Regions from separate parts of the Homo sapiens genome. Here all the other regions are linked to region 3. Evidence: chromatin contacts called from ENCODE Hi-C or POLR2A ChIA-PET data. All regions are on one chromosome and are shown on one strand. The core of a region is the stretch at or near the end of the contact, and the rest is flanking DNA. Distances in the headings are between cores, read along the strand shown.

The links. A loop is a pair of places that touch in the nucleus more often than their neighbours do. ChIA-PET counts read pairs that join two places held with the same protein, here RNA polymerase II (POLR2A). Pooled maps may share reads with other maps.
Region 1: a map of IMR-90 shows a loop between it and region 3 (3-fold over the local background). The contact joins the promoter of BDNF here to the enhancer-like site in region 3. A Hi-C loop is called at or near these places in 1 of 168 maps with a recorded cell type or tissue (IMR-90) and 4 of 50 pooled maps. POLR2A ChIA-PET finds 5 or more read pairs at or near these places in 3 of 52 experiments (AG04450, PC-3 and Panc1).
Region 2: a map of IMR-90 shows a loop between it and region 3 (5-fold over the local background). The contact joins two enhancer-like sites. A Hi-C loop is called at or near these places in 3 of 168 maps with a recorded cell type or tissue (IMR-90, chondrocyte and endothelial cell of umbilical vein) and 3 of 50 pooled maps.

What each region holds. Positions count from the first base shown.
Region 1 is chr11:27,698,859-27,702,532 of GRCh38, forward strand. It overlaps BDNF (brain derived neurotrophic factor), which reads right to left and starts at 1,597. Exons shown (of 2, transcript NM_001709.5): 1 at 1,306-1,597.
Region 2 is chr11:29,157,823-29,161,441 of GRCh38, forward strand. No RefSeq gene overlaps it. Among named protein-coding and RNA genes, the nearest start is that of LINC02742, 260 kb to the left of the region's middle. Within about 2 kb of position 1,914, at least 2 of the 41 ENCODE cell types and tissues checked have a DNase peak (open chromatin) inside an H3K27ac peak, as active enhancers do; they include IMR-90 and endothelial cell of umbilical vein, where a contact is called at or near this core.
Region 3 is chr11:28,565,240-28,568,763 of GRCh38, forward strand. All of the region lies in intron 4 of LINC02758 (long intergenic non-protein coding RNA 2758), which reads left to right. Among named protein-coding and RNA genes, the nearest start is that of LINC02758, 28 kb to the left of the region's middle. Within about 2 kb of position 1,557, at least 12 of the 41 ENCODE cell types and tissues checked have a DNase peak (open chromatin) inside an H3K27ac peak, as active enhancers do; they include IMR-90 and endothelial cell of umbilical vein, where a contact is called at or near this core.

The DNA.
Region 1 (3,674 bases), core at 347-2,846, 870 kb before region 3:
GACCCTAAAATAAGATCCAAGAAGCCCTAACACACCGCCAATCGAGGCTTATCAAAGCTCCCCCAGCGCGAGGAAAACTTGCATAGAAGCCAAACAAGAACGAGGAGTCAAAATCCACCGACGACGAGTCGCACGCCCCACCGAGCTGGAGTCAGCAGCACCATTCAACAAGTCCCTCCTACCAGCTCTCTAAGGGATCCCGCAAAACCTTCCTTTACCACTTCCCCACCCCCAGCCTCCCGCCCCCAGTAGCTGCTCTTGGCAGCATGGCCGGCAGAGGGCACCCTCTACCTTCCCTAGCTTCGTTCTCTGGGTCCCCTCCTCCTCCTCGCCTCCCCTCCACCCCGGTCCCTCATCCCCGCTCTACCCCCAACACACAAACACTGCATCCTCCAGTTCACCCTCGCAGCCCCGAGGCTTCTTCCTTAGGGATGCCCCTAGTCTGTAATCTCCCCTTCTTCTTGCCCGTCAGGCACAGAGCCCCCAATCCTCAGCTATTTCTTTCCAGGAGTAACTCACTCACCCATTCCTCTTCCCGGCTCTGCATCCCCAGAGACTAACCCGAGTCAAGAATCCCCCACGTACATCCCAACCACTCCCCGAAAGTCAAAACTCTTAACTTCCCTGGAGGGCGCTTCAGAAGAGGGGCGCAGGATGGGTAGAGATGTGGGTTCGGCCTGCCCGAGAGTGTCGCAGACCCTTTCAGTTCCCAGCGGTAGGAATTCCGCCTCCCAAGTTTTCCAAGCTACATTGGCTTCGGACTTGTAAGTCCACTTCAGTCTCAATTCCTGGGGAGCAGGTAGCCGTGTGCAGCTCCGGGGAAGGGATGCGGGCTGAAGGCGCAAGCTTCCCTCCCACTCCCCCCGCAAGTCGGCGCGGGGACCACCCACCCCCTGGAAGGATTCCTAGCCTAGCCCCAGCACCCTCCCCTCAGTCAGGACCCTCGACAGCTCTGGCCCCCTAAGTCTCTCTCGACTACTCCTGGGCTGGGGGAGGGCTGCGAGGGATCCCCGGGTCGCCGTCTTTGCTCCCATCACGCAGCTCTGGGTCTCCTCCAGGCCTTCCCTCCTCTACTTCGTGACTTCCCCGGGTCCCTTTTTCCCTGGTGGTGCCGGCTGACCTTCTGGGTTGTGGGATGGGGGAGAAAACTCCCCAAGAGTAACTCCAAATCGTCCCTTCTACCGGAGGGGAGGAAAGAAGGAGACTGGCCTCGTCCCACAACTTTGGGGTGGGGGATCCCCCAGTCAACTCTCTCCCGCGGACGGGCAGCTCCTGCACCAAGCCCCATTCCCAGCGCTTGCCTACCTCGGGGTCCACACAAACCTCACGGGTCCCCGGCGGCGGAGTCACATCGTGGTTCCGATTCTGGCTCCAGCGCCCAGCCCCGGTCCCCGTCGCGGTGCTGCTCCCCGCCGGCCCCACAGCAGCGGTGGGTGTCTCATTAAAGCCCCCCGAGCAGGAGGTGGAGGGGCGCACCGGGCTGGCTCCTCTGTCCGGCCCGGGAGCCCGAGGCGCTACGGGGTGCGCGGGACAGCGAGCGGGCGGGTGCGCCCGGGCGCGGCGGCGGCAGCGTCGGGGACCCGGAGCTCCAGGCTGCGCCTTGCGCCCGGGTCAGACATTATTTAGCTCTTCGGTTGAGCTTCGATTGGTCAAACGGCGCCGCCCCCCCCCCCCCGCCCCCCGCCCCCCGCTCCCCGCTCGCCCGCGCTACCGATACCCGTTCGAGGCGGCCGCTTAAAGGGAACGCCGCGTCTTTTCCTCGCGCGGGGAACCGAGGGGCGCCCGGAACTCCCCGCTCCCCCGGGGCCTGTCCTCACCTCCTCCCCTAGGGCCCCGCGACATCGCCCTGCGAGTCCTGCGCCCTCCTGGGGCGCCTTGGACAGGACGCCCGCGGCTTCGAGGGGTGTTCCAGCCCCAGCCTCAGCCCCGGGGAACCCCGCGTCCCGCGCCCTCTGCAGAAACCCCGGCTGTGGGCGCTGGGGCGGGAGGGAGCGAGTGAGAATCGCACGCCCCGAGGTCTCGCTCCCCTAGCTTTCAACTCTCCCCTTCCTCCCCATCCCAGCACCCAAGTTCTCTGGGAGAGGGCGTGCGTTTCCCGGGCCACAGACACACCTTCCCGCACCTTCCTGCACTACGGAGCTTGCGAACGCGAGCACACAATGAAATCGCACAGAGCATGGGGGCTATTGGTTTACTCTGCTGCCTTAAACACGCCGGCTTAAACAGAGTTCGCGCACTGACCTCTCTAGAGTTTGCCTAATAGGAATTCAATCAAGATAATAACAGCATTTTTTATTGATGAACGCCCCCAGATAACGTTACACCAAGTTACTTGTTCCAGCCAGGAAGCCCAGGCAATGACAGACCTCGCTAAAGCCACACGCTTTCTAGCCGACCAAACAGAAAAACGGAAAGAGAAAGAAAGAAAACAAACCCACCTTTTCAGTCACTACTTGTCAAAGTAACCATCAAGGCAGCTGCTCCGGGAAAGACTTCGGCCCCAAAACTCCCACACTCTATTATTTTTTCACGTTCCCTTCGCTTAATTAAAGGGGGGAGGGGGCGCGAGTCTTTGGTGCCCGGTATGTACTCCTTCTGTTCTGCAGCAAAGAAGTTAAATTATTGATAGTGGAAATTGCATGGCGGAGGTAATACTCGCACCCCATCAGCGAGAAGCTCCATTTGATCTCGGCAGAGGCAGGGAGATTTCATGCTAGTTCGCCGGGGGGAGCGGCAGCGAGAGCAGCCCTCTCCGCGGTGAATGGGAAAGTGGGTGGGAGTCCACGAGAGGGCTCCACGGTGCCTTGACGTGCGCTGTCATATGATACCTCCGCTGCCTCGAAATAGACACTCTAGTGCACGAATTACCAGAATCAAAATTCAGCGCATTTAAAATGATACATCTTTTATTAGAAGAGTTCCGTTCCAGGGCATTGCATGCTTTTGCAGATGTTTTCACTTCCAGCCCCAGCAAACACACGTATAAGCTAACCCTTTTAATAACGAACCAGGGCAGCCAAGATAAATAAAAAGTCTTCTGCTTTAACCAGAGTGGGGGTAGGTGATTCGAGGGTGGGGGCAGAACTGGCTCAGTTAATCCTCCCCCGCCCTCCACCCCCACCACTGCCCGCAGCAAAAGAGCAAATAGCCTTTCGGGTTCTCATTTGCCTGTAGCCAAGACCCTTGAAGAGAACTTATATGGCTAGGGTCCAGAGGACATTTTCAATTATCCATTTGATGAACTCTGTCAACCGTCTACCTGTGTTTCTGCTTTAAAGCTGAATTTTCTTCTCATTAGTTCAACCAATTTGTGCAGACCTTAAAATTTAGAATAAAGAATAAGACAGCAGTACCGTACTTAACTTGGAGTCCCTGGACCTCCTCGGAGCATAAAAATCACCTGGGTGAGTGTTAAAATGAAGGTCCCTCCTCCTGAAATTGTGATTTAGTAGGGGTGGGGCAGGGCCCAGGAGTTATAATTTTAATAAATACCACAAGCAATTCGAATGCAGACAATCTGAAGTCACACTTTGAGAAACACTCTCTTGGGGGTACAACACTGGGTATCAGAGGAATCTCCCACCAAGCCCACACCCAAATTCTGCAGGCAGCTTTCTGTGTGTGTGCGTTTTTCTGTAATCTCAAAGGGGTTTGACCTAATAATTGCGAAGACT
Region 2 (3,619 bases), core at 664-3,163, 590 kb after region 3:
TGAAAAATTATAAAGTAGAATAGATTACTGGGTGCCAGGGATTATGGATGGGGGAGGGAAAAGATAAGTAGTGAGTATAGCTATAAAAGTGTAGCACAGAGGATCTTTACTGAGAAGAGACTATTCTTTATCTTGACTGTGGTGATGGTTACATAAATACACACATGTAATAAAATTTCATAGAACTAAATACACACTTGAATGTATATAAGTCTAATAAAGTCTGAATAAGATCAGTGGATTGTAAAAATACCAATTTTCTGGTTGTGATATCATCTTGCTGTTGTTCAAGATGTTAGCGTTGGGAGAAATTAGATGAAGAGTATATGAGGTCACTCTATATTATTTCTTACAATAGTATGTGAAACTACATTTTCATACAAAAAACAGTTTAATTGAAAAAAATTTCCCAAACTGGATTTTTTGATCCTGCCATAGATTATTCCAAAGATAACAAAAGTTTTTCTATTTCTGAGCATGATTAAAGAGAAGATAAAGAGTGCCTCTATTTCCTCTGAAGACAGAATAAACTATTTTCTTTTTGGTAAGAAGACATGCAAAATACCACTGAAACAAGTCCCACACAGTTTAATCATCTCAGAGCAACCAGTGAAATCTTTCTAAAATGTATTTAGAGCATATTTGTCTTATGCTGAATAATCCCCACTGTTTTCCCATTGTACTTGAAATAAAATTCAATTTATTTGCTATGGCATATAAGGTCCTACATAATGTGACTCCCTTATATACTTTGATCTCATCTCAACTTCTTTTACTAATTTTATTAGTTATCTATTGCTGTGCAACAAGCTACTTTAAAATATTGCAACTTAAAAGAATGCACATTTTTTTATCTGCAATTTCTGCAAAGTAGAAATCTGGGCATAGCTTAGCTGGGTCTTCTGCTTTGAGGTCTCTCACAAGGCTGTAAACATGTCAGGCAATACAAAAGTGTTACCTGAAGACTCAGATGGAGAAAAATCCACTTCCGAGCTCACCGACGTGGTCGTTAAGAGGATTCAGTTTCATAAGCGCTGTTGCACTGAGAGCTTCCATTCCTTGCTGGCTGTTGGCAAGAAGCTACCCTCAGTTTCTTGCCACATAGGCCTCTCCAACACGCCCCTTGTTTCATCAAGGCTAATGAGACAAGGGAGAGAGAGAGAATCCACAAGCAAGACAAAGTCAGCATCTTTTGTGACTTAAGTAGAAAAGGGACATCCTCTCAATGTTGCTGTATTTTATTGGTTACAAGATAGTTACTCTAGGGGAAAGCATGACACTAGGTCCTGAGTAACAACAGGTGGGGTCACTGAGGGCTATATAAGAGCCACCCTATCACACTAGTCTTCTTGCTGTTTACTGTATATCTGATCCAAGATTGTTAGAAAGCTGACTCCTTGTCATTTGGTAGGTCAGAGTTAATTGTGGAGAAGACCCAAAGTCTATAGAAGTGGAGTTGGAAATGGAGGTATATTGGGCTGATTGGCAGCTGGTAAGCTACCTGGGTGTGTAGGTGTGTCCGCAGATTGGTAAATTGAGTTAGGCTGGCCTGAAGTGAAGATTGCCAAATTCAACACAAGTGTGATAGTGAAAAATTAGAAAAGGAAATATTCATTAAATATCTTTTATGACTCAGCCACCATGTTTGTTGTTTTGCACACAAAATGTTTTACAAAATTATCTCGATGATATCATCCTAATCTTTTAAATAATGAAATCCAAGGCAGAGAGATTAAGTATCTCCAAAGATTACACAGTTGAAAAATAATTCAAACTCCTAGTCTTTCTAACTTTAATAACTGTTCATTTGCCACTGTCCCACAGTGGCTTCTGAGATGTCAGGGACTTCTCAGAGGAGCTGGTGGCCCAGGCTCGTGCTTTAGCTGGGCTCTCCTATTGAGCTTTCTCCAGGCTCCAGCGATGCTCCTTTGCATTCTGCTGCTCCCTTATGGCCATGACTGTAATTACAGCTAAGTTTACAGCCCTGGAAGAGGTTTCCAAGGGAGGGAGGCAGGAATCTGAAAGAACATTGGAGCATCAACCAAGAAAATAAAGAATTTGCAAATGAGGAAAAAAAGAGAGAAGAAAAAAGAGAAAAGAGGAGGAGGATGGGAGTTAGGACACAGAAGAGAAGGAGAAGAAGGAGAATGGTATGGTTTGGCTTTGTGTCTCCACCCATATCTCGCCTGCAATTGTTGTCTTCATAAATCCCCACGTGTCAAGGGTGGGACCAGGTGGAGGTAATTGAATCATGGGGGTGGTTTTCCCCATGGTATTTTTGTGATAGTGAGTGAGTTCTCAGGTGATCTGATGGTTTTATAAGTGTCTGGCATTTCCCTCTTGCACTCTCACTCTGTTCTGCCACCCAGTGAGGAAGATGCCTGCTTCTCCTCTGCCTTCTGCCAAGATGGCAAGTTTCCTGAGGCCTCCCCAGCAAGATGGATCTGTGAGTCAATTACACCTATTTCCTTTATAAATTCCCAATCTCGGGTATTTCTTCATACCAGTGTGAGAACAAACTAATGCAGAGGGAGAGCAAAAGCAGAAGAGGAGGGAGGGAGTTAAAAAAAAGAAAAGATTGTGGTTGGACTGCTCCAGGAATCAGACAAGTTTATTAGAAAAAAACTTTCTTCTCCGGCCTTATAGAATACATGAAAGCTTGATAGAAAAGCCGAGTATCTGCTAAATAGTGAGAGGACGGCCATGCCTCTTATAATAAAAGTATACTCAATAAAGCTTAATTATAAAATAATACCTGTAAATATAAAAAGTAAAATGAATTTTCATTTTATTTCAGATGCATTATTACATTTTATTAAAAGAAACCTGTGAAATAGGATTCTCATTATCCCTATTTACAGAAGGAGAAATTGAGGTTTGGGGAAATTTAGACTTGCCTTTTGGGTCACTCAGCTAAAACGTAGTGGACCCCAATAGTACTTCATATCTTTTCATGCCAAACTCTGTCTTTTGCTTTTATATCATATGTCTCTGTTGTACCTATCTTTCAGTTTTAAAGATTCTCTTAACCTACTGGTTCTCCCTCCAGGAGGTCTTCCGGGTTTCCTAGATCCTTTTTGGCTTCAGTTTGTAGTTGCATTATCTTAGTCTTTAAATTACAGGAATTGCTCAGGTACGGTACATTTTCACATCCAGACCACTAGTTCCATGCTTTTCCCACTCACAGATGATGCATACTTAGAACATTTGAGGTCATATTGCACAGACCTTTTAAAGAGAAGTATCAGTGAGTTTTTAAAAATCTATGTCTTTATCTCCTGCAGGTGGTTGTGGGGGGAGGGCACGTAATTGAGAGTTAATTGATTGCGTGTTTTCCCCACTAGAGTTTCATTACCATCCTACACTTCTATTATATGGGTCTTGAGGATCAAGACTTCCAAGGCCATCGATGATTCAACAAATTAATACAGACCAGAGCTAGTAATCACAGCTTGGAGATGAGGGAATGAGAGCACACTGATAGAAGTAAAGGGCAGTTTGGAAGGGAGGACCAGGGCTGCTTCCTCATTGTTTTTCCTGTCTGTCTGCAGTTCATTGTGTTCTTGAAAATGTTACTTTTCCAGTACCTAATGAATGATACATCAAGGCCTGCCATGAA
Region 3 (3,524 bases), core at 307-2,806:
TAACTCTGAAGCAATTAACATTTACAATTTAGATGTATACGTGTTTGCGTTTTTTAAGCAAACTCAAGAACCAAAGTATGAGATGCATATAAGCAATAAGAAATGTCTTATGGCTCTCCAACACACCAGATTTGCCCAATTCCTTAAAAGTCTGATTATTTTCACGATCACAACCAATGTTGATCCTAGTATGCCATTGTAAAAGCTCCTTTATCAATCAAAATTTTATTTGTTCAAAAAGATAAGTCTTGCTTTCTCCAAATGATATCTCCCAAAGAAGATATTCTGTGGACCACATCTAAGGGAAATGTGTCTATATTAAACCTGACTTTTAACAGAAATAGGAAACATTTTGCATTTTTTGCTCCATGGTCATTCTTTGACTGAATAATGCAATTCATGCTGAGAAATGTACTCTCAAGCTGTGTATCAGAGCTCCAGAATTCTGGAAAAAAATTGTATCTTTATCATTTTGATGACTGATCTTAATGATTCCAGTGTGCGATATTTTCTTCAGTAACCAAATGCTTAAACTTCATGTTCTGACATTAGCATAGAAAGCAAAGTGAGCTCAAATGTATCTCCAATCAGTTTGCCTTATATATGAATAGCTTTATCTTCTACCAATAAATAAAATTATCTTCCAGGATAAAGCCTGGGGTTAATCTTGAAGAATTCGAACTTGTGTAAGTAAATAGATTGTTTTTGGAAAAGTATAGAAGTGGCCACCAAACAGATCATGGTTTATTCAGGAAAAAATAATTCTGTGGTTGTTACCTGTTCCACAAAATGCTCAACCACATCTTGCTTTGCTTTTTCAGATTCAATTTTCTTTCCCACATCATTCCAAAATTGCAGCTAAATATAGTGCTTTTTAGACTTGCCAAGTTGTGACTCCCTAAAAGTTAACTTGGAAATATCTGTCACAGATATTGACAGAGTGACCAAAGCAGACCTGTGACTTTATTTCAGGGAGAAGTGCCTGGCAGGAAAGCCAAGTGATGTTATATTTCAAAGGATTTAGGCAGGCTAGGGAAAAAATGCAGTATCTGAAAGAAAATATTACATTTATTACTTCCTAGTCTTTTAGAAGCTCCCATTATGGCAGTTGCAAACAAACAAATAAAATTACAATAAATTCAAGCAAGCAGTCACACAAATAATCCAAAAAAAGGAAATATGTTTATGTACTCTAGAAACTGAAAGCCCCAGGGTTGATTAGTAATGAAATGCCTGTGGAATTAAAATAACATCAGAAAGATTTTTTAGAATAATAAACTGTCAAAAGTAAACCGCCCTACTCAAGATTCTGCTTGTTCCCGGCAAAGAGTTTCCAACACATTCTGGAACACGAGGAAAGTTCCTCATTTGCAAAAGTACAGCTAGCAGAATAGATAGAAGGAAGGCAGAAGACTTTATCTTTTCCTTCACCCTTCATTGTGGCCGTGATAAAAAGCTCCAGGGCCTCCTGTCCATGACCTTAGTCCTTTGGAGAAGGCTGGTGGGGGGAGTGCAGGCCAGGCTCAAGCTTGCCATTAGTCAGTGATCTGTGAATAGCTTTCGGTCCCTTAATGACGTGAGCGCAGGCTCCAAAGGGAGCGGGTGACTCAGAGCGCAGGAGGCTCAGAGATTGCCTGAGCAGCCATTAGCACGTCATTGGTAATCCCAGCGACACCTTTCACATCCGCGGTATTTGTCTCCATGCTCTCCGCGGAAGGCTGCGAGAATGTTTTATTTAAGGGCTCTGGGCTGCCTTCTGCCTGACAGGATTGCTTGTCTGCAGGGCTTACTAACACTTGCAGATCTTCCAAGAGAAGAGGGGTGGGGGATGCGGAATTCCTAGTATAGTTACAGGCCATTTCCGTGAACGCAGACATTATGCCTCTGCACTTTGGAAATTGCATGGCAGATTAAAACTGTAGCCCTTGTCCTTTTACTTCATGACAGAAAGAAGCAAAGGAAAGGCTCAATCATTGCTGCGCAAAGTCTGCTTAATTCCATAAATATCTATTAAACGTCTACTATGAAAGTAGTATAATATAAAATAGCGGTCAAGAGCACATCTTGTGGCATCTGATATAGCTGGATTTGAATGACAGTTCTGTTGCTATTTGTGTGACTTTAGGTGAGTTACTTAAAGTCTCTGAGCCCCGTTATCTGCAGAATGGATATAACAGTGACCTTCTCAAAGGATTGTTGCAAAGGTTAAATGATAACAATGTATATATGGCACTTGGCAAATAATAAGGACGTAAGTGACAGCTATTTGATTTCTATGTACTGAGCACTGGGCTAGGCGCTGGGCTACCGGGGCACATAGGACACAGTTCCTCCTTGAAGGAACTCACAGAGCAAGGAGAAGCAAACAAGGAAACAAACAATTGTAGTGTGGGGGTGATAAGTCTATATTAGCATAGTGGTTCTAAAATTTTAATGTACATTAGGATGACCTGGGGATCTTTTTAAAATGAAGATTTTATAAGGAACTTAATTAAGCAAAAAAAAAAAAGCTAGAGAGAAAGAAAGAGAATCATTAAAGAGTAGGCAAAAGACGTGAACAGGCCCTTCTCAAAAGAAGACATAGAAGCAGCTAACAAATATGTGAAAAAATGCTCAACATCACTAATCATCAGGGAAATGCAAATCAAAACTACAATGAGATACTATCTCACACCAGTCAGAATGGCTATTACTAAAAAGTTGAGAAACAACAGATGCTGAGGCTGCTAAGAAATGGAAAGGCCACTGTTGGTGGGAATGTAAATTAGTTCAGCCACTGTGGAAAGCAGTTTGGAGCTTTCTCAAAGACTTAAAACAGAACTACTATTTTGACCCAGAAATCCCATTATTGAGTATATATTCCAAAAATCATTCTACCAAAAAGACACATGCACTCATATGTTCATTGCAGCACTATTCACAATAGCAAACACACGGAATCAACCTAAGTGCCCATCAATGGTGGACTGGATAAAGAAAATATGGTACATATACAACATGGAATACTATGCAGCCATAAAAAAGAACAAAATTGTGTCCTTTGCAGTAACATGGATGCAGCAGGAGGCCATTATCTTAAGTGAATTAACACAGGAATGGAAAACCAAATACTGCATATTCTTACTCATAGGTGGGAGCTAAACTTTGATTACTCATGATATGAAATGAGAACAATGGACACTGGGGGCTTCTAGAAGGGAGGAGGCAGAAATGGTGGCAAGAGTTGAAAAATTAACCCTTGGTTACTATGCTTGGTCTCTGAGTGACGGGATCAATCATAATCTAAACCTCAGCATTCTGCAATATACCCAGGTAACACACCTGCACATGTATCCCCCGCAACACCTCTGGAATCTAAAATAAAGGTTAAAACTATTAAAAGAAAAAAACAGAGAAGAAGATTTTGATTCAGTAGGTATGGCAGGGGAAAGCTGAGAATCTGCATTTCTGTCAAGCACCCAGGTATTGATGAGGGATGCTGGTCCAAAGACAGTACTTTGAGGAGCAAGAACCTAGAGCAATGG